Regions from separate parts of the Mus musculus genome. Here region 2 is linked to region 1. The links are chromatin loops, found by intact Hi-C in ENCODE. Cell type or tissue: left cerebral cortex. All regions are shown on one strand. Each heading gives the region's core, and the rest is flanking DNA. Links, peaks and the distances in the headings are about the cores only. Region 1 holds the start of Nudt15 (nudix (nucleoside diphosphate linked moiety X)-type motif 15). Region 2 has its middle 8.8 kb from the start of Esd.

Evidence for each region. A loop is a pair of places that touch in the nucleus more often than their neighbours do. Peaks named below come from ENCODE experiments on the same cell type or tissue, not always from the same donor. Only the 100,000 strongest peaks of a DNase experiment are listed, where the experiment ranks them.
Region 2: a loop joins it to region 1, with 4 times the contacts of the local background. A loop is called at or near these places in 6 of 42 quality-filtered maps.

Annotation. Positions count from the first base shown.
Region 1 is chr14:73,520,336-73,530,091 of GRCm38, reverse strand. Nudt15 (nudix (nucleoside diphosphate linked moiety X)-type motif 15) reads left to right here and starts at 4,843. Exons shown (of 3, transcript NM_001360484.1): 1 at 4,843-5,032; 2 at 6,598-6,794; 3 at 8,418-9,756. The coding sequence starts at 4,878. The coding sequence ends at 8,578. Gm41209 (a long non-coding RNA gene) reads right to left here and starts at 4,790. Exons shown (of 3, transcript XR_874819.2): 1 at 4,546-4,790; 2 at 4,183-4,255; 3 at 1-50. In left cerebral cortex, for the core only: a CTCF peak has its summit at 5,196; DNase peaks (open chromatin) are centred at 4,872, 5,098 and 5,791; H3K4me3 peaks cover 1,068 bases; H3K27ac peaks cover 1,217 bases.
Region 2 is chr14:74,718,569-74,728,324 of GRCm38, reverse strand. It overlaps the pseudogene Gm9212. Among named protein-coding and RNA genes, the nearest start is that of Esd, 8.8 kb to the left of the region's middle. In left cerebral cortex, for the core only: a CTCF peak has its summit at 4,598 (motif pointing right); a DNase peak (open chromatin) is centred at 4,594.

The DNA of each region.
Region 1 (9,756 bases), core at 1,209-9,208:
ACGCAGAAGTAGACCCATGTCCATTCCAACTTCCCAAAGCTCAGTTAAGACTAGGATGTAACAGATAACCAAACTTTACTGGAGACTTCGGAAAGTAAAACAGAATTATAATACAATATAGGAAAACTTGAAACTAACAATGAAATGTGAGTTAATCTAAATATGACAGTCTGTTCTCCTCACCTGTTCACCTCCTCTTATCCCCAAACATCTTACTCTGTTTTAAGAGCAACCTACTCTCCAGGCAGTGATGGCACACACCTTTAATCCCAGCACTTGGGAGGCAGAGGCAGGTGGATTTCTGAGTTTGAGGCCAGCCTGGTCTACAAAGTGATTTCCAGGACATCCAGGGCTACACAGAGAAACCCTGTTTCGGAAAAAAGAAAAAAGAAAAGAAAAAAAAGAAAGGAAAAGAAAAGAAAGAAGAGCAACCTACTCTCTTTAACAGGAATGCCTACTGCTATGGACATTGTCAGTCCCCAATTCCAAATTCTCCAAGGTCCAGTGACAGGAGGAGTCTGCCTTCCATAGGCCAGTCCAAGGCTACTCTCCTCAGATATACAATCTTCACAGATAGAATCCTACCCCCAGCAAGGGTGACTTTTTGACATTAAGTAGACATTTCACTTCACACTGCCTTGACCTCCTCACTGCTACATCCACTCCAGTAGTGACAAGCACGCGACAGGACCTGAAAACCTGGGCGCTGTCTCGAGGCGAAAAGTTCATGGAAACTTAGTCTCCTGGAATCATGGCATCCTGTATAAAGAATGCTCCAATGTCCTTGCTTCAGTTGGTAAACGGATCTGTGTGCTTTCCCTTAATATTGCTTTATTACAAGTGCTCCTAAGGATTGATATTTTGACATATAGCTAAGTTAGATTCTAGGCAGTCCTTGATCCGACTTGGGCATGGATAGCTAAGTCACTGCCCTACACAGAAATTTACCATTATCTAGGAAGAAGGAAGTTTGTGACCTAAAGAGGAACCAGAGTAGATACTTAGAACTATAGATAGCTGAGTTACACCCATACACAAGTATTTACAATGGCCTAGGGGGGAGGTAGACTATACAATAGACTAGAGTAGGAAATATGACAAGGGCACAAAGCCCTTGCCCTTGGCTTCTAAGATTAAGTGGACCTTAGGTGAAGCTGTTTTTGATCCCAGTTGTTAACATTGAATTTTATGCCAGTTTGTTCCCACCAGTCCTTCCGTGTTTGCATTCCTGTTTTGTGTAAGAATCCAGTAACCTCTTTGTACCTTGCTAGTTTGTCACTCAACTTCCCTATTTCCTTCTGTATAAAAAGTTTGATGCTGGATTTGACAAATTACATTCAGATCCACATTCCCTTGTGTCTGTCTGTCAATTCCCACCGACTCCTTGTCCACCTGCAACCAGAGACCCATTCCACGCAGACAGGGACCAAAGAGGGTCTGCGGCACCTCACTTCATGACTTTTCTGCAAGTTCGATTTGGGCTTTTAAAAAATGCTAGATATACTGAGGCTTAATACACATGTAGCAAATTCCCTCTTTATATAACAAAGTCTTTTGAGTTAAAACACACAGTCATGTTACTAACATCATAGTTTATACATAGACATTTCAATATACTGGAAAAAATCTCTCCAGTTTGTTATTTTTGTTGTTGTTGTGAAAGGAAATAAAACTTGAGACCTGTGGTTCATGTAATTTATGTCAAATAGCCCAAAGAGTTGTTTGTGAGCTTTGAAACCTGGGGCCGAGAACATAGCAGAACAGGCCAGGTCATGCCCGGGCAGGCCCGTCATTACATGTCCTGACTGGCCTAGTGCCTCCCTATCTCCCACCCTTTGGACAGTCTGTTGATGTTTAAATGGACCAATCATGTAAAACCACACCAATCCCTCCCCAGCCCCACCCCTTTTCTATAAAAGTCCCTAGCTTCCAAGCCTCAGGGTCGAAACCACTGTCTCCTGTGTGAGATATGTTTCGAACAGGAGCTCCGCCATTATGGCTCCACCATGTGGTCAACACCTCTGTCTCCTGTGGGAGATATGTGTCGGCCCGGAGCTCCGTCATTAAACTACCTCATGCTTTTACATCAAGATGGTTGTCTGTTCGTGATTCCTGGGTGCGGGCCAAACGGATATTGAGTGGGGGTTTCCCCACTAGGTTCTTTCAGTTGTTTGCAGTTACCTCTCCCTGTAATTAAAGCCTCAGGCAAACACTGATCTATTGGCTCTGGCTATTGGCTGTTTAGTCTATTTCAGATTACCCTCTAAGTGGAATTATCCAGCTTCTGTATCTAATTTTTTTCATATAGCATAAAGCAATTGAGATTTGCCTACACAGTTGATGGTATCCACACAGTGTTCCTTGTTTCTCAGCAATTTTCCATTTATGAATGTGCCATAGTTAATTTATTTATTCACCATTAGGGTAACATTTACTAATTATAAATTAAGTTACTGCAATATTTCCACACATATCTTTGTATTAACATACACTTTCATTTGTCTCAGTCCATTATCTAGTAGTGGAATCATCAAGTTGTATCACACAAATATACTTGCTTTTTATGAAACACAGTATGCTTTCCAAAGTGGTTGTTCCATTTTGCACTTTGACCAAAATTAGCCAGACCCAAAGGCTATGCAGCCCAATGAACCCCTGTCCTGTCAGAGCAGCAATTCCTAGGCCATGGAGCTCCATGCTGGGCTTCACATCTTCCCAATCAAATGCACTTCTCTGCCACCACAAACCTGGGAATCCACGGCAGGAAAGAACTAGAAAAACAACTCGCCTTATTTTCTCTTTTCTACCTTCCCGGTCCTTTACCCTCACTCAGCCCTTCCTTGTCTCCCCTTCTTTTGCCGCTCACTGTCCCTCGATGTAATTTGTTTACAAATATACAGATATACTGTAGGCCACAATCCGCACTTAAGGAAGAACATGCAGAGGTTTTCTTCTTTCTGAGACTGTGTGACCTTGCTTAATGTTATACATTCCAAGCCATTCCATTTTTTTCTGCCAAAATATAAATTTCATTTTTCTTTAGACCTGAATAAAATCCATGTTATATATTGTCTCAGTTAGGGTTTCCATTGCTGTGAAGAGACACCATGACTAAGGCAACTCTTATAAAAGATGACATTTAATTGGGGCAGGCTTACAAGTTCAGAGGTTCAGCACATTATCATTATGGCAGGAAACATGGCAGTGTCCAGGTGTACATGGTGCTAAAGGAGCTGAGAGCTCTGCATTTTGCTCTAATTACAGTCAAGAGATATTGTTTTCCAGTAAGTTAGGAGGGGGTGGGTCTATATTTAATTTTTTGAGAAACCACCACACTTATTTCCATAATGTCTGTGTTAGTTTGCTCCCCTCAACACTGAATAAGGGTTCTTCTCTCTCCACAACTTTTCCAACATTTGTTGTCAGATCTCTTGATGATAGCCATTCTGACTGGGGTAAGATGGTATCTTGCCCAGAGTTTCTATTCCTGCACAAACAGCATGGCCAAGAAGCAAGTTGGGGAGGAAAGGGTTTATTCAGCTTACACTTCCAAATTGCTGTTCATCACTACAGGAAGTCAGGACAGGAACTCAAGCAGGTCAGGAAGCAGGAGCTGATGCAGAGGCCATGGAGGGATCTTTCTTACTGGCTTGCTCAAGTTGCTTTCTTATAGAACCCAAGACTACCAGCCCAGAGATGACACCACCCATGGTGGGCCCTCATGCCTTGATCACCAACTGAGAAAATGCCCCACAGCTGGATCTCATGGAGTCACTTCCCCAACTGAAGCTCCTTTCTCTGTGATAACTCCAGCCTGTGTCAAGTTGACACCCAAAACCAGCCAGTACAGATGGCATCTCAATTCCTCAATGGAGATAGTCAACACTTTTAAAAATAGTTATTATTTTTGTTTCTCGTTTTAAACTGTCTATTCATTTGCACATTCGTTGATTGGCAAAACTTAGGACTTTGCTAAGCATACCTAATGGATACTGAAACTTTCTAATGGATTACTATGGTAGTTTAAATATGCTTGGCCCAGGGAGGTGTGTCCTTGTTGGAGTGGTTGTGGCCTTTTTGGAGGAAGTGTGTCGCTGTGGGAGATGGGCTTTGAGATACTTCTCCCAGTTGCTGTTTGAATCTTTTCCTGTTTGAATTTAGAACAAGATATACAACTCTTACCTCCTCCAGTGCCACGACTGCCTGGATGCTGCCATGCTTCCTGCATTGATTATAATGGACTGAACCTCTGGACCTACAAGCAAGCACCAATTAAATGTTGTCCTTTATAAGAGTTGCCTTGGTCATAATGTCTCTTCACAGCAACGGAAACCCTCACTAAGACAATTACTTAGGATACAAATTAAGTATACACTCAGATATATGTGTGGAAATATAAAAACTAACATTTCAAAGAGTTAAAGCTGTCTCTGGAAGCAGGGCTAAAAGGGATAGTGTCTGTCCTTGGGCAGTTTTGTACTATTGGGTTTCTAAAATTATGCACACATTAGTAGAAATAAAGTAATACTTTTAAAGTAAACCCACCCGTCCAAAGATTTAAGATGTCAATCTTGTTACAGCTGATTTCCCCAAGTTTTTCTTTTCATATTTCAGTTTTAGTTGATGTATATTTTTATCTACTATAATTTGTTTTTCTCTAAAATATGAATTTATCCTAAAGAAACTTAATTAGTCTCATTTACTTCCCCAAATCATCTTTCAGTACTCTTATGTTAGTTATTTATATGGTTGTTTCTGCATGATCTATGCACCAGGCGACAGGTGATTCGTGAGACACAACACTCAGCGAGCAATCAGCGAGGCTCCTGCCGGTTCCCGTACAGCTTCAACGTCACTTCCGGGGTCAGCCAAATGCTATGGCCGCTAACGCAGAGCCGAGGCGGCGGCCAGGAGTTGGGGTCGGCGTGGTGGTGCTGAGCTGCGAGCATCCTCGCTGCGTCCTTCTGGGGAAAAGGAAAGGATCGTTTGGAGCCGGCAGTTTCCAGCTTCCTGGGGGCCATTTGGAATTCGGGTGAGCAGGACGACCTCCGGGAAGCGGAAGCTTCGGGAATATCACTAGTCCGCACGCCATTCTCGGTCCGTGTGACGCGCTTCAGTGCGCAGTTGAGTTCCGCGAGCTCTCTACGGCCCCGGTGTCCTCCGGGATCCAGCCAGGAGGGGGTGCTGTGCCAGTACCCGGGCCCCGTTAGTCCTCGCTCTGCCCTCTCCTGGCTGCAAGTGGAAGTCGTTTGTATTTCTTAGTGTTTACAGAGAAAGTGGATGTTAACTGGGACTTTTCCTTTTGCCCCATGAGATTTAAATATATCAGAGTTTTGTGAGGCTGGCCCCGCCGCTTCTGCGATGTGGATGTGTCAGTCCCACAAAGGGGGAAGGGTAGCTAAGTCAGTTTCTGTGCAATCGTGAAGAAACCCTGGCTCTGCTCAAAAATGTGTTCTAATCCGAGAGTGTGCCTTAAAATACAATAAAAGTATCTAAGACATCCAGATTCGGTGTGATTTCCTTTAGTCTTGTATAGTAATATAAAATAATGTAGTGTTATAAAACACTTGGAAGGTAAAGCTTCAAGCCTTCCTACGCCTTATCTAACAAGCACCATACTTGATTCTGTAGACAATTTCAAAGGAAATCTGAGACTTCCTATTATGTAATTATCTGGGTCACTATTATCTAATAGGCTTATTTAGTTATAAGAGACCGAGATCTGCCTGCCTCAGTTTTCTGAGTGTTGGGATTATGGCGTGATGGATTCACTGGATGGAGGAGCCTCTCACTGGCTCTCCATGACAGGGAAACATTACCAGGCTGACAACTTCCTTCCTCTTGATGGTAACCTGTACTTTCCTATGTGGCCTGGAAGTACAAGTGTTGCATGCCCCTTAATGCTAATCATCTCTTTCTCTGTTGCCTAATTGCCTCAATTTTTAGGCTTAAACTGGAATTTTGAAGCATAAGGAAGGCATTTAATGCACTTTCAAAACACAACCCGAAAGGAACATTAATTAATGTTTCTTTTTTTCCTGGGTACAGTTGACTCAGAAGCCTGGGTTTTGTTGTTGTTGGGTTGTTTTTTATTGTTGTTTGTTTGTTTGGTTGGTTGGTTTTGTTTTGGGTTTTGGGGAGTGGTTTTTGTTGGGTTTTGTTTTTGTTTTTAGAAATAGGGTTTCTCTGTACAGTCTTGGATGTCCTGGAATTCCCTCTGTAGACCAATCTGGCCTCAAACTCACAGAGGTTCACCAGGCTCTGCCTCTAAAGTACTCGGACTAAAGGCGTGTACCACCACCACCCAGAGAAAGCCTGGGTTCTTACCTGACACACTAAACTGCACCCTTGCTGCCTAAGTCTATCTCCAGACCTAGGAATTAATGCTGTTGTTAAGTGTTAATTTTTGCATAACCTAAAGCTCTTTGGGTCTTCAAATCACTAAATATAGAATATGCATAATGTCAAGATGGAAGATTTTTTTTTAATCAGTCTAAAGCATAAACTAATTACCATTGCTTTTACTGTATACCATAATTTTCCTACCAGGACTCTCACCTCATGTGTACACTAAGCAGGCTGTGTTTCTTTTTCCAGTGAGACCTGGGAAGAATGCGCTCAGAGAGAAACCTGGGAAGAAGCTGGGCTTCACCTGAAAAATGTGTGCTTTGCCTCCGTGGTAAATTCTTTTGTTGAGAAGGAGAATTACCATTATGTTACCATATTAATGAAAGGAGAGGTGGATATGACTCATGATTCGGAGCCGAGGAATATGGAGCCTGAAAAGAATGAAAGTAAGAGAATCAGATACAATAACGTATTATTCTTCAGAGAAGCATGGTTAGAGTATCATTGCCATATGAAGAGAATCGGATTCTCTTTGTGTCTATGACCTCGAAAGTTCCTGTGTTGGAGCTAAGAAGGTGACTTTAACCCCAGCACTTGGGGAATAGTAGGGAGAGACAGAAAGATCTCTGGGAGTTTGAGGTCACTGGTTTACATAGAAAGTTCCAGGCTAGCTAGGTCTATGTAGAGACACAATCTCAAAAAGAGACAAAAACCAAAAACCTATGTTGAAATTCCAGTCTTGGGGTGATGGTGACGGGGCCTGGGCTTTGCTGATTCTGGGCCCTTAGTGAGATGGAATGTCCTGGAGGAGCTGCAACAGACGCTTCTCACCTCCTTACCCCTCAGCAGGACTGAGGCAGAGTGAGAAGGACCAGGTGCAGTCTTCAGAGGCTCACCTGCCATGTGCAGATGCTCTGAACTTCCCATTACCTCCCAAAATGGCAGCGGCAGCGGCGGTGGCTAGGATCCACTGTTCACCACAGGACTGAATGAAGCACTGCCTAACAGGCCACAAATGGAATTAGTGCTCACATGAACGAGACCCCAGAGAGATCCTCACCACGTCCTCCATGTGAGGATACAGGAGGAGTATGGCTGTCCCATGAGCTAGGAAATGGGCCCTTACCAGACATCACGTCTGGCCAGCATCTTGATCTTAGACTTTCAATCTGCAGAATTATGTGAAATGAAAGTCTGCCGGCTGTCCTGTTAGAGCAGCGCAGAGACAATGTAGAGATGGGGAGATGTGTAGATCCCAAGGGATGGAAGATACAGATACCTGTGCTCCTGTCATGGTTCTTGCACTGTCGCTGTGATTTAGGGCACAGTGAAACCACCATGTTGGAGTACTCCATGGCTAGAAAGAAAGGCTCATCTGGGAAATTGAAAGATGCTATGGATGTCTTGGGGTTGGGGGAAGCATGGACTCGAAACGTACAACACAGAATAGTGAAAGGCGGGGAAAGCCTTGGCAGTTTTAAAGAACTAGTCTGTGCTGGGATGAAGCCTGTAAGCCAGACATCCTGGAAGTTTAGCGTGGGCGTGGGTTGTAGGGAAGTGGGTGGTCGCTAGCTGTGGGACTTCAATATGTGTTCATAGGTAGCTAGATGCCGTGCTCGCTGTGCTGTGGAGACAGGGCAAATGGAAGCTCTTCCTGGCAGAAACCCAGCTCACAGGTTTTGGAGGAATGCTTATGAGGCTTGAGTGTATCTATCAGCAATCCTGTATCCCTGATGGGCATCTAGCCTGTAATATAGACATAGGCAGTGGCCCCATCTCGGGGGTCCGGTTTGGATCTAACAGTTCTCTGTGAAGTTACTTGGCCAAGTTACTTAATGGTGGGCCGTTTTCCTCATCTGTGAACAGTAGACACCTCAGATGAGTTCAGTCAGGACTGAATGCTTTGCTACATGAGACCCTGTCTCAAACAAAGAAACAAGAAACACTCCACTGTTTTCTTGGTCACCTTTCTCTTCCCAAGCTCTTCATTCTAAATGTGGGTTTTATTTGTCCAGCAAATGCCTTGCTTTCTGCCGCTTCTGCGTACTGACTGTCAGTTTCCCTTCTAGGTTGGGAGTGGGTTCCATGGGAAGAATTCCCTCCCTTAGACCAGCTTTTCTGGGCTCTCCGCTGTCTAAAAGAGCAAGGTTATGACCCATTTAAAGAGGACCTGAACCACCTGGAAGGGTACCGAGGAGAGCACCTTGAAAGGACCACGAAGACTCCTTGATTAAAAACAAAGTCTTCAGGAAATGAAAACTTCTGTTTCAGGACAACTCGATTTTATCCATAGAGCCACGTGGTCACCAGTTTATCTGCAGTCTCCTGATATAACTCAAGAACCTTAAGAAACTCTTCCTGGGGTGTGCCGCTGAATTGTCCTGGTGGCATAGAATAAGGTGTGTAAGGAGCTTGCAGTTCATTATCTGCACTTCTGCATGGCTTCCGCTGTCCGCTGCATGGAGGCGAGCGTAATAGATTGCCTTGTGCTAGTTCAAACAGAGGTCGGAACTCAAATATGGCCATTCAAGTTCAAAAGCAAGGCGCCTACTGCCAAGTTCATCAAGCTTGATGTTTTCCTTTTCCCTTTCAGCCACTTGAAAAGAACTTTTAAATGACAATTCATGTAACTAGAGAGCTTATGAAAAGCAGTAGGCTACATTCCCCTGGTGTCTGAGAGACCCCGTGTAAGTGTGAGAGTAAGCTGTGGCTCCCGCCACTAACGGCCAGGTCCTCTGCATCTCCCTTTCACAGCCTGAGACTGGGGTCCTTGTGTGCTGGGATCACACAGGGCAATGCATCGAATCACCTACTGGGGGCAGGGGGGTCCCCAGAGGTCAGGAACTCCAGAACATCACAGCCAAAGGTTGGTTGGCTGCTTTCTCCCCCTAGCAAATTGTAAGCTTTTACTGTAAGAGATTGAACAGTGAAATGTCTCCGAGGACTGCATTGTGTGCTGCCTGCTGTCAAAGCAGAGGGTGTTCTGGCTTGAGAGAGGACTTTGGGTTTAAGAGAATCGTGTTCTTGGCCTGAGGACCGCATCGTGCTTAGCTAACGTTAAGAGCTAAAGCTTCTGACCAGCCCATTCATGCCGATCAGCAGCCAGGCTTGGGTTGCATGGACCCTCATCTTTCTCTGGTCAGGCACAGCATAGCTTTCTGCTGATGTAGTTTCTGTTACTGAGCAGTGACTGGCCCTTCTGCTGTGCAGGCCCCTGCTGAGCTCTTCATGTGAGGTGGTTTCTCACCAGTGCCATCTCTGTCCTGCACAGGTGCCATGTGGGTCCTTTACTTGTGGTTCCTGTTCTTTACCCAGTATTCCTGTTTCACATGGGTCAATTTTTGATCAGGGCAAAAACATCAAAGATAGTTGGAGAGTGCTGGCCGCACCTCCGGTGCACAGCCCAGG
Region 2 (9,756 bases), core at 853-8,852, 1.2 Mb before region 1:
CCAAATAGCTTTCCTAGTTTCAGAAGTTCAATGCAGGCTTTTGAGAGAGAAAAGTCTTCAATATTCTTATTCATCTGTGAGGCCTGGGAACTGCAACACCGACCTTCTAGGCAAGATGTGCCCACTGGTGCGATAATAATATGAATAATACGGAGCTAATCGACCATTTCATGATTGTACGTGAGACCCAATCCATGTGTAGAATTCATGCCTAATATTATAAACCAGGCCAAAACTCTATGTCTATGGATGCTCTCGGCCCTACGGAGAAACATACTATGTTTTGCTAAGTGGACATGGTGTCAAACTGCTTTCTAAATATTCATGTTTATATCCATAATTAAGTATGTTTCTTAGCCTTGGTCAGAGAAGCTTCTGTTTGCAGTGGCCAGTGGTTAACGCAAAAAGTCATAACTAATCGAGTGTGGAGAATAATGGCTACAGAGTGCTCAGCTATAAGTAGGGTCTTTATCACATCCTCCAAGGCTCGGGGGACATTTTGGAAACAGTGCGGGGGAAGATCTAAGAACTAGAGGATGAGAGGAGTCATGTGAAATGCTATTTTCTGGATGGAGATCATACAACCATGACCTCGCAGCACAGGTGGCTGTATATTCAAGACCTGCATAAAACTAAGCCCATCAATACCCTGTCAAAGAATGGAAATGGGTTTATGAGCTGTACTGTACAGAGCTTGGTGCTGTAGGAAGTTAATGGTGTCTGGGGAAGGGGAGCCACATTCCTCAGTAGTGTAGTTACTGGTAATTGCCCTTGCTCCATTAAACAACCCCCACCCATGGTTATGTATGTTACTCTAATTAAATGCATGTCACACACAAGCATACCTGTATTCATGTTCATCAATGCACAAGTGCATACTCACAAGCACACAGGCTCAATACCAGTGACTTTCCAGAGAACCTCTAGGTTTTCAGTGATGGATTGGAACTGCCAAAGTATCCAGGAGTTTTGGGTAGACTGCTACGGAGTTTCTCTCCAGTGTGCACACAGCCACTGTTTCTCCACCCAGCCCTCAGTGGGAACCCCAATTTTACACACACACACACACACACACACACACACACACACACACACACACACACACACTCATTGATTCTGTTCTTCTAAAAACTCCTGTTCAATATAATATCCTCATGAAATTTAAAACCTTTTAAAATTACAGATGAGATTGACAACTTTATCTAGGGACACACAGGACTTCACTTACGCAGCCTGGATATAGTTTCAGCACGTGTTTCTCAGGAACCCAGGATGACTGAGACAAATCTTTAGCCATCTGATAAATGTAGGAGCGTAAAGAAGAACACAGTCAAGAATGGAACAGTTGAATTTATTGTTAACTCAGGAGATGGGGAAGCAAACAAAGGCAGTAGATGTACAGATCCCCGCAATTCTCTCACCGCCGGGGGAAAATTTACTGAAGGGAGGCTGTGATCAAATCACCCAGACTTCTGAGAGCAGGAGAGGTATGGCTTCCTTTTGTTTCTCTGGGAGCAGAGATAAATAACTCTATTTGAGGGACTCGGGGCAGATTCTGCTGGCATTGGCAGGAAAGTACGTTTGCCTCTGTAAATGTCTTTCCTGGTGATAGCAAACCTCTCCTGGTCTATAGGGGCTTTAATGATGGTGAATATATCTTTTGAAACTTCATATATAGAAAAGCAAACTTAATACTTATTGAAATAAGGGTTTTGCAGTACATGTAAGCACGGGCAATACAAACACAGGAAGAATATTGAGAGGCCTGAAGGCTGTAGTTTTAGAAGCATGAGTAGCAGGCTCTGAAGTGCCCCGGCCAACTCACACATTATTGTTCCCTGTCTTTATTTATCTAATTCTTAAGAAGTTTGAGGTGATGGGGGGAAATGCACCGGTAAACAGGATCGGCATGATAACATTGCAGATAAGGCAACGTGGACAGGAGAAATTCCACAGGATCCCATCCGTAGATGAAGAGGTGGTCAATGGGCTGCTGAGAGGGAGAATCAATTTTCATCAGGGACAGCTCCCACATATGTTGTCCAATCCCAAGCTGTCAGCCCTGGACACCTGTGCATATGAACAAAGCTAAATTAACTCAGTAGGTTGTATATACATGGATATATATGTATGTATATATACTCATATTTACATATGAGTGTATATATACTCATATTTATATATGTATATGTGTGTATATGTACATATGTATGTATGTGTGTATGTATATGTGTGTGTGTGCCTGTGTCTGTGTGTATGAATGAGTATGTGTGTATATATGCATACATTCTAGAAAGATATGATGTGAATAAGGGAGACAGTGGGAATGATACAGATCAGTACTCATGAAGTTCTCAAAAAATTAATTAAAAAAATCGAAGCTTAAGTTTGTCCAACAAATGGATCTTTTTCAAAAAAGTTTTTTTTTTAAATTAAGAATTTGAATTGAAAATTACATTTCTAAGCTCCCTTGAGCATTCCTTGGTCTTTTGGCTCTGTCTTCTTTCTTATTCTAGATGGTGATCGTTTCGGTTAGCCTCAGTTCCTGCTGGAGATGTGATCTATCTTCTTTATGCCCATCATCCTCACTGATCTCTGTTGTGCTGAGTAGCATGAGTAGCAACTTTTGGTTTTTGACATATTGGCTTTGGAATTGAGGATACAGAGTTTTGGAACTGTGGTCACAATACTCTGAGCCTGGAGCCTAATCATTTTTTTAAAGGGTCTCATTCAGTTGTTCTTCTATCTTCTATTTATCCTGTATATTTCCAAACAGTGTCAACATTTCCTAAGTTAGGAAGAGCTATCATGCTCATCTCCAGCATCTTTAGCTTCTACACTATGATTCCTCCGGTGTCTGAATAGTCAAAAGCACAAATCTGATCACATGTGTTGTTCTCCACTAAGTTTGTCAGTGACCTCCACCACTCATCAGAGAGATTCTTAACAGGAAAACTTGGAGTTGTCTTTGATCTGCCTCCTCTCCATAAGATTCCACCTCATGCTCTGCCATTCCACTTTCTCTCTTTACGTTCAACACGGGGCTTCTGGTTTCTCAGTATTCTCCTGTAGCCTGAGGGTTATGGTGAATTAGTATGCATTCATGGATATGATTTAGTCATTTCTTCCTGGTGAGACAAAATACCTGACAACTTAGGGGAGGAAAGGCTTATGTTAGCTCATAGTTTCATGGAGATTTCAGTCCACCACAGCTGGAAAGTCATGGTGCAACCCATGGGAGCCTGTTGAGGTACTGGTCTTTGTTTCTTTGTTTGTTTTTGTTTTGTTTTCTAGGGTTTCTCTGTATAGCCCTGGCTGTCCTGAAACTGACTTTGTAGACTAGGCTGGCCACAAACACAGTGTTCTGCCTGCCTCTCCCTCCTAAAGGTTGGGAATAAAGGTGTGCACCACACCAGGACATCTGGTGTGCCACCATATCTGGCTCAGGATACCCAGCAGGAGCCAGGAAACAGAGAAGGCAGCTGGACCAGTAGGGGGTAGAATCCTCACAGGCCTCTTGCATCTATTTAAGCCCCATCTTACAAATTTGGCACAGACTTTAAGTTAGGTCTGCAAGATGGGAACCAAGTTCTGGATAGAAATCCTCTGAGGAAAATTTCTGATTCCAATCATCACAACGTAGTTTCATCCATGGGAACTTTCCAGTCCTGCTAAAGCATAGTTTTCCATTCCTGTCTGTGCCTTTGTTCTCAGCTAGGCTGTGTGGGTTTTCTCTGAAGCCAAGGCTTGAGCTTTCCACCAACAGCCTCACTGTAATGTCCAGGACCCCTACTGCATAGCTGGGTGAACTTTACTTTTATTTGTTTAGTTAATTAATTTTGAGACAGGTCTTACTACCCACACTTGGCTGGTCTTGGACTTCAAGTCCTCCTTTCTCTGCCTCCTGAGTGCTGGGGTTACCACCTGGATGCATGTTTATTTAAATAAACATCCACCGAAGGAAAGAAAAGGGGGATGCACTCAAACCTTTAGGTCACTGTTTCCTGAAAAGAGGTTTGAGGACTGTCTGTTACAGAAACACTGTGCATTATGTACAATTTTAGTTTCCTAGACTAGACCCTACACACTTCTAAACAGAAGGGACCCTGTACTCTGCATTTTAAATGTATTTTAAAATGTTTAAAGACTGAGAGCTATTATTCTGGAGCTTTTAAAAACATGGGGTTTGTTGTTGTCCAAAGTGAAACTATTTGATTTAGGGGATTTTCTTCTGCTGCTCACCTGTAGTCTGTGTACACCTTGACAACGGCCATCACTTGCCCTGGCTGCTCTTGAGCCCTCCGTTTCTGCCTTATTTTCTAATTTTCTGTTTCCTTCTAACTCATGATGGCAATGGACAACACCTCATCACATGATCATACAACAACCCACAGGTACCTGTGATCTCAAACTTATCAGCCATGGGAACCATAGAGTTGCTTATTATCTGCACAGGCTCCAACTCAGGGCATGAGGAAGGTCTCTGTAGGACATGGGGCAGACTTGGGTGTGTTGTACTTGCTGAGGACTCCCTTGGGGATTCCATGGCTCTTTTGGTTCTTTTCGGAGTTCTGAAGGCCTGCAGCTGCTTGGCAGTGGGTGTCCAGTAGATGTCAGTCAGTGGTAGAGAATGCACTCTGCTCCAAGGATGGTTGGTAGGGGTCAGATGAGCCTCCTGCCTCCCCAGCCAAGACGACTGACAGTTTTTATGCCATTTGAAGAAAGCGTAACTTGATTACTTTAAATAATGGCATTTCAGAGAAAGTAATGTTTTTTCTAAGTCAAAATCAGTCTATATCCAACTCCCTTTTTGCCTTAAAGGTTGATAGGAAAGTCCAAGGGGCTGCTCCCTTCCAAGAGTCCAAATAGCACATAGTCCCAAAGCCTCCTGGTGCTCTTGTCTGTAGTGCTGGGGTAGGGAGGTCTACCTCCTCCGCTCCTGATTTAGGCTTAGAGCATGTTAGCCAATCAGATTTTTTTTCTCTACTAAACATAGACAGCCGGGAGGAAGTCTTTCTGACTTCCAGCTCTAGTCCAGGATGGAACAGGCCATTGGTCCTTCTCAACTGTAGCAGTGTCAGCAATGTGTTTCCCCTCGCTGAGAAACATTGGGGGCAAGGGGTGGGAGAACATCATTACTACCTAACCACAGTTGAAAGCAGGCTCCCATCCTCTGCATCTGATATGATACAACCCAGGGGCCCCAAGGGACCTATTTTGTGATCCCCTTATGGGAAGAAGCCCTCAGACTTTTGGAAACTAGACAAGGTAGGAAAACAGATGCCTCCACTTTAAACTGTATCTTTAAAAGAACTCCAAAGAATGTCCCCTTTTTTAAAAAAGTCAAATAGTTTCTTTGTTGCAAAATTCCTCAATGTAATATTTCTCTAAGCCTTCATGAAAGTATATTGGGAATGGGAAAGTAGATTGAAGAATGATAAAATGCTTTTCTCCCAGAAATCTCACAAGCTCTAATGAGATGTAACTGACAAATGAAAACTGTATATAATCGAGATATTCCATGTTACGCTTCAATCTACACGTAAGTGTATAATGATTAACAGAGTCAAATCATCACACCAACCACCACATGTTTGTATCTGGCTGTGTGAGTATTTAGAAAGAACACTTCCGATCTACTTTTCTAGCAGATTTTAAATAAGAGATACAATATCACTAACTGCTGCCATCCTGCTGTATACTAGCAAATTTATGGTTGTAAGGTTTTATTTTTTGGCCAACATCTACTGACTCCCTGGTCTTGGGTAACCACTGCTCAATTGTAATTTTATGAATTAGATTGTTATATATTCCACATGTAAGTGAGATTGAGAAGCATTCATCTTTTCTTGTTACCTTTCCCCTTGGTAGTTCATTATATATATCTAATGCCAGAGGAAAAACCAAACAAGGATAGATTTGTGAGGAACCCTTGCTAGATTTCATATATAATGTTTGCCTTAGGCTTTTTAGTCCTACTATGAATAAGCCCTTGTTACGGAAGAACTCCCTATATGTTCCCTGATCCTTATAACACCACAAATTAATGTTATCCTTGTAGTAGTCACTTTTGTCACTGTGACAGAATTGCTGACAGGGACAACTTAAGGGAAGAGAGATTTGTTCTGGCTCATGGTTCCTCTTGGTGGAGAAGGCACAGTGGGCAAAGCTGTTCAGTCCTAAGCAGCAGAAACCCGTGGTCTATGCATCCCACATTATAGCTGACCACAAGCAGAAACAGGACCAGAAGCAGGACTGTCATAGCCTGGAAGACTCACCCTCAGTGGCCTGCTTCCTCTAGTCATGCTCTGTGCCCCAAATGTCCCACAATCTCGCACTATTGCACTGCATGCTGGGAAGGAGGTTCTGGAGAAATTTCACACTTTTTTTTCTGTAGTGAAAATTTTTGTTTTGTTTTGTTTTTTAAATTCAGTTATGTCATGTGAATATGTTTTGGCTTTAATCCCAGGTGTGGGATATAGGGCTGTTTCAGTTAGTCCGTAGCTGCTAACTATGATTGTCTCGTGTTCTAGGAAAGCTGTGATCTTTGCTAGCTGCAGATGGTTTAATTCTGGGGACTCCGGAGAGGGTATAAATGCCAGAGCCCCAACAGGGGTAGAGGTGTGCCTAGAAGGCAGCTACCTCTCCCCACTGCTGCTCCTGGATGCTGATGTTGCTGTTGGTCAAGTGTTTGTGAGTAGGTGGCGAGAAGAAGTTGGGGATATTCTGACATCGAAGATTGGACTGGTCCCAAGGAACCCAATGCTTCTAACCAGCAGAAAATAGTCTATTTTGTTGACTGAAAGAAGTCTATGACCCTCCTCTTTTCCCGTAATAATCTTTCTCTACTATGCAGTGTTGGGGGACTGGAAGGGATTAGGATGAAATTTGGGTTAGAAGGGAGGTAAAGTTATAAGAACCTAATAAAATAATGAAAGAAATATGCCAACATATTTTTTGAGATATGGTTTCTCTGTAGTCCTGGCTGTTCTGGGAGTCTCTCTCTCTGTAGACTAGGCTGGCCTAGTTCTCCTACCTCTGCCTCCCAAATGCTGGAATTGAAGGTGTGCAACACCACACATGGCCTACCTTGCTTTTATGTGTCTCATTCTCTAATTTGTCTTAGCGTTCTGATCTGCACAGTCTGAAATTCATGTTCCCCTTGGCAGGTGTAATGCAGGCATTCTGGAACATACACGTTTTGTAACACCAGTGGATCTAAGGACTCTGTCAAACCAATGACATAGATGTTTCTAATTTAGTTACCAAATAATTTCCTCCTCCACTGAGGTTTGAAAGACTTTTTCTTCCAAAATTGTCCAATTTCCTGTAGATTGTAATGTGACTATTTTAATCACAGAACACTGCAATTGCTCCATAAAGGTCATCAAATCACAATTCTGAGGCAGGCATTGAAAAAGCATCATTGAGTTTGATTTATCTTCCATCCACTGTTTTCCTAGGGTTTTGTATTCAATCTTCTGGATTTTTTTTTTAAATGATGACTGTTCTGTAGATTAGACAATTAAAAAAAGTTGGTTGATATGCTTCTTATAATGCCCTTTAAAGTGTTCACTACTGTGAAAGTTCAGTTTTTCAGAGGTTTGGATGGGAACTTGGAAATAGTTATATTAGAAGGGAAAATGGAAAGAAACAGCCATGCAAAGCCTTAGAGGGGCAGCTACATGAATTGGAACAGGAAGAGGATGGAGCCACTCTGTGGAGAAGGTTTTGAGGGGCATGTTGACCTGGGGTAGATCTGGAGACTCTTCCTGCCAGGGGATCCATCCTTGCTGAGGAGCATCCCTCACAGCTCATCACAGATGACTAGATTGAGAAGGATCTCCAGCTACTCTAGTTTGCATCCTCAGGCAAGGCTCAGAAGGAAATATCTGTCTTCCGTGGGGAACCTGAACAATGATCAGCAGCAATTCCTTAAACATCTACACAAGGAAGTACAGAGAAGATCAAGTGACAATTGGGAACCATAGAGAAAGATTAAAGACCAGCAAATAGATATAAGTCATGGCAGATCATAAGTCAGCACATGTATAAGATGCTAGAAGACTGACTGGTAGGAAGATGGTAAAAGGGAGAGAGATAGGAGAGAAACAAGTTGAGAGAGAGTAGCAATGGATGTTGAAGTCTTCCATGAGTAAGGAGGACTTATGTACACATCTTTATGGAAGCCTTGGGTGTTGTAGGAAGTGGATTGTGTCTCTATTCCTGCAAGCCAATTCTAATGCTACTGATCCCTACTTATTCGTTTCCATTTGTATCCTGACAGTAAATTCTACATTCTCTGAAGAAAGTAGCATGTCTACCAGTCATTTAAAACAGTACTTTCCAGTCAACATCCTTTTCTTGGTTAGCTCAGGAAGTACAAAGAACATGTCAGAAAGTTATTTCTGAAGCTACTTACTTTATGTATAAAGGACATAGAGTTTTTTGCATTTCTGCTTTGTTTGAGAGGAATGTGAGTATATATTCCCTGGGCAAAAAGCTGAGTAAAAAGGAGAGACAATCAAGGATATGCTATGATTCTCTCTTATCCAATCAAGAGCAATCCCTTCTGTAGAGAATTATTCATGTTGATAATCACATGATTATCTTTAGCAGAGTCTGTCTACCCTACACAGGAAGTTAAAGCCACCAGGAAGAACTGTATCTTTCCCAAGGATATACTCATGCATACAATGGGAAGTGCATGGTGGAACAAAGTCACTTGCCTTACAGGGAGACAGTGAGGAAGCAGAGAGAGAAACAGGAAGGGGACAGTGTCCCAGCGGGTCCTTCAAGAGCACAGCCCCGATTGCTACTCCTCCAACTAGACTCTACCTCCCAATGGTGCTGCATGCTGTCAACCAAAGCTTTATCAAATAGCCTTTGGGAGATGTATTTAGATTCAACAAGGTTTATAGAAAATAATCTCTGGTCATTAGCACAGTAAACACAGTAAACGTATAACAGCAGACACAGGTGTCTGTATCTTACTTTTATTCTTTTCTTATTAGTATTCCATAAAACGTGTTTTTAAATTTATTTAATTTTTGTTTTTATTATTTTAATTTTTAATTAATCCATTTTATATTTTTATTGATTTTATTTTTAACCATCAAATGGGTTTTGATTGTAGTCATGCTCTCTCCTCAGTTCCTCCCCAATTCACCCCCTTTTACCTATTCACTTAAATTTGTGTCATTTAAAAAAAATCAAAACCAATTTGTGTTGCCTAAATATTCCTGGAGGTGTGGTCTTCTTCTGGAGAGTGGTCAACTTGCCAGGGGTAACACTCTTGGAGAAAACTAACTAACTAACTAACTAACTAACTAACTAATTAACTAACTAACTAACTAATTACCCACCCCCAGCAGCTTTGAAATGCCAGTAATTCTATGTCTTGGGGTAGGATTGTATGCCCAGCTCTTCTATTTGCTGGGATTTGGTCTCATTTGGGCTTTTACAGGTTTTGTACACACTGTTTGTGATTGCTATTCAAATCTGTGATCTAGGCGAGCCCAGGCCTCAGCATGACTGTGGTGTTGCTCAGCATGCACACAGATCTCTGGAGCCTGGTCAGGTCACCACCAGGTACTACAGTGGGAGGCTGGTGATTAATGCCAACCTTGAAGCCAGTGGAGCACCAGTCCACGAACTGGGTAGTACGCTTGATCGTGATGGTGACAATGGCAGCATTGACATCTTTGGGAACTACATCACTATGATACAGCAGGCAGCAAGCCAAGTATTTACCAT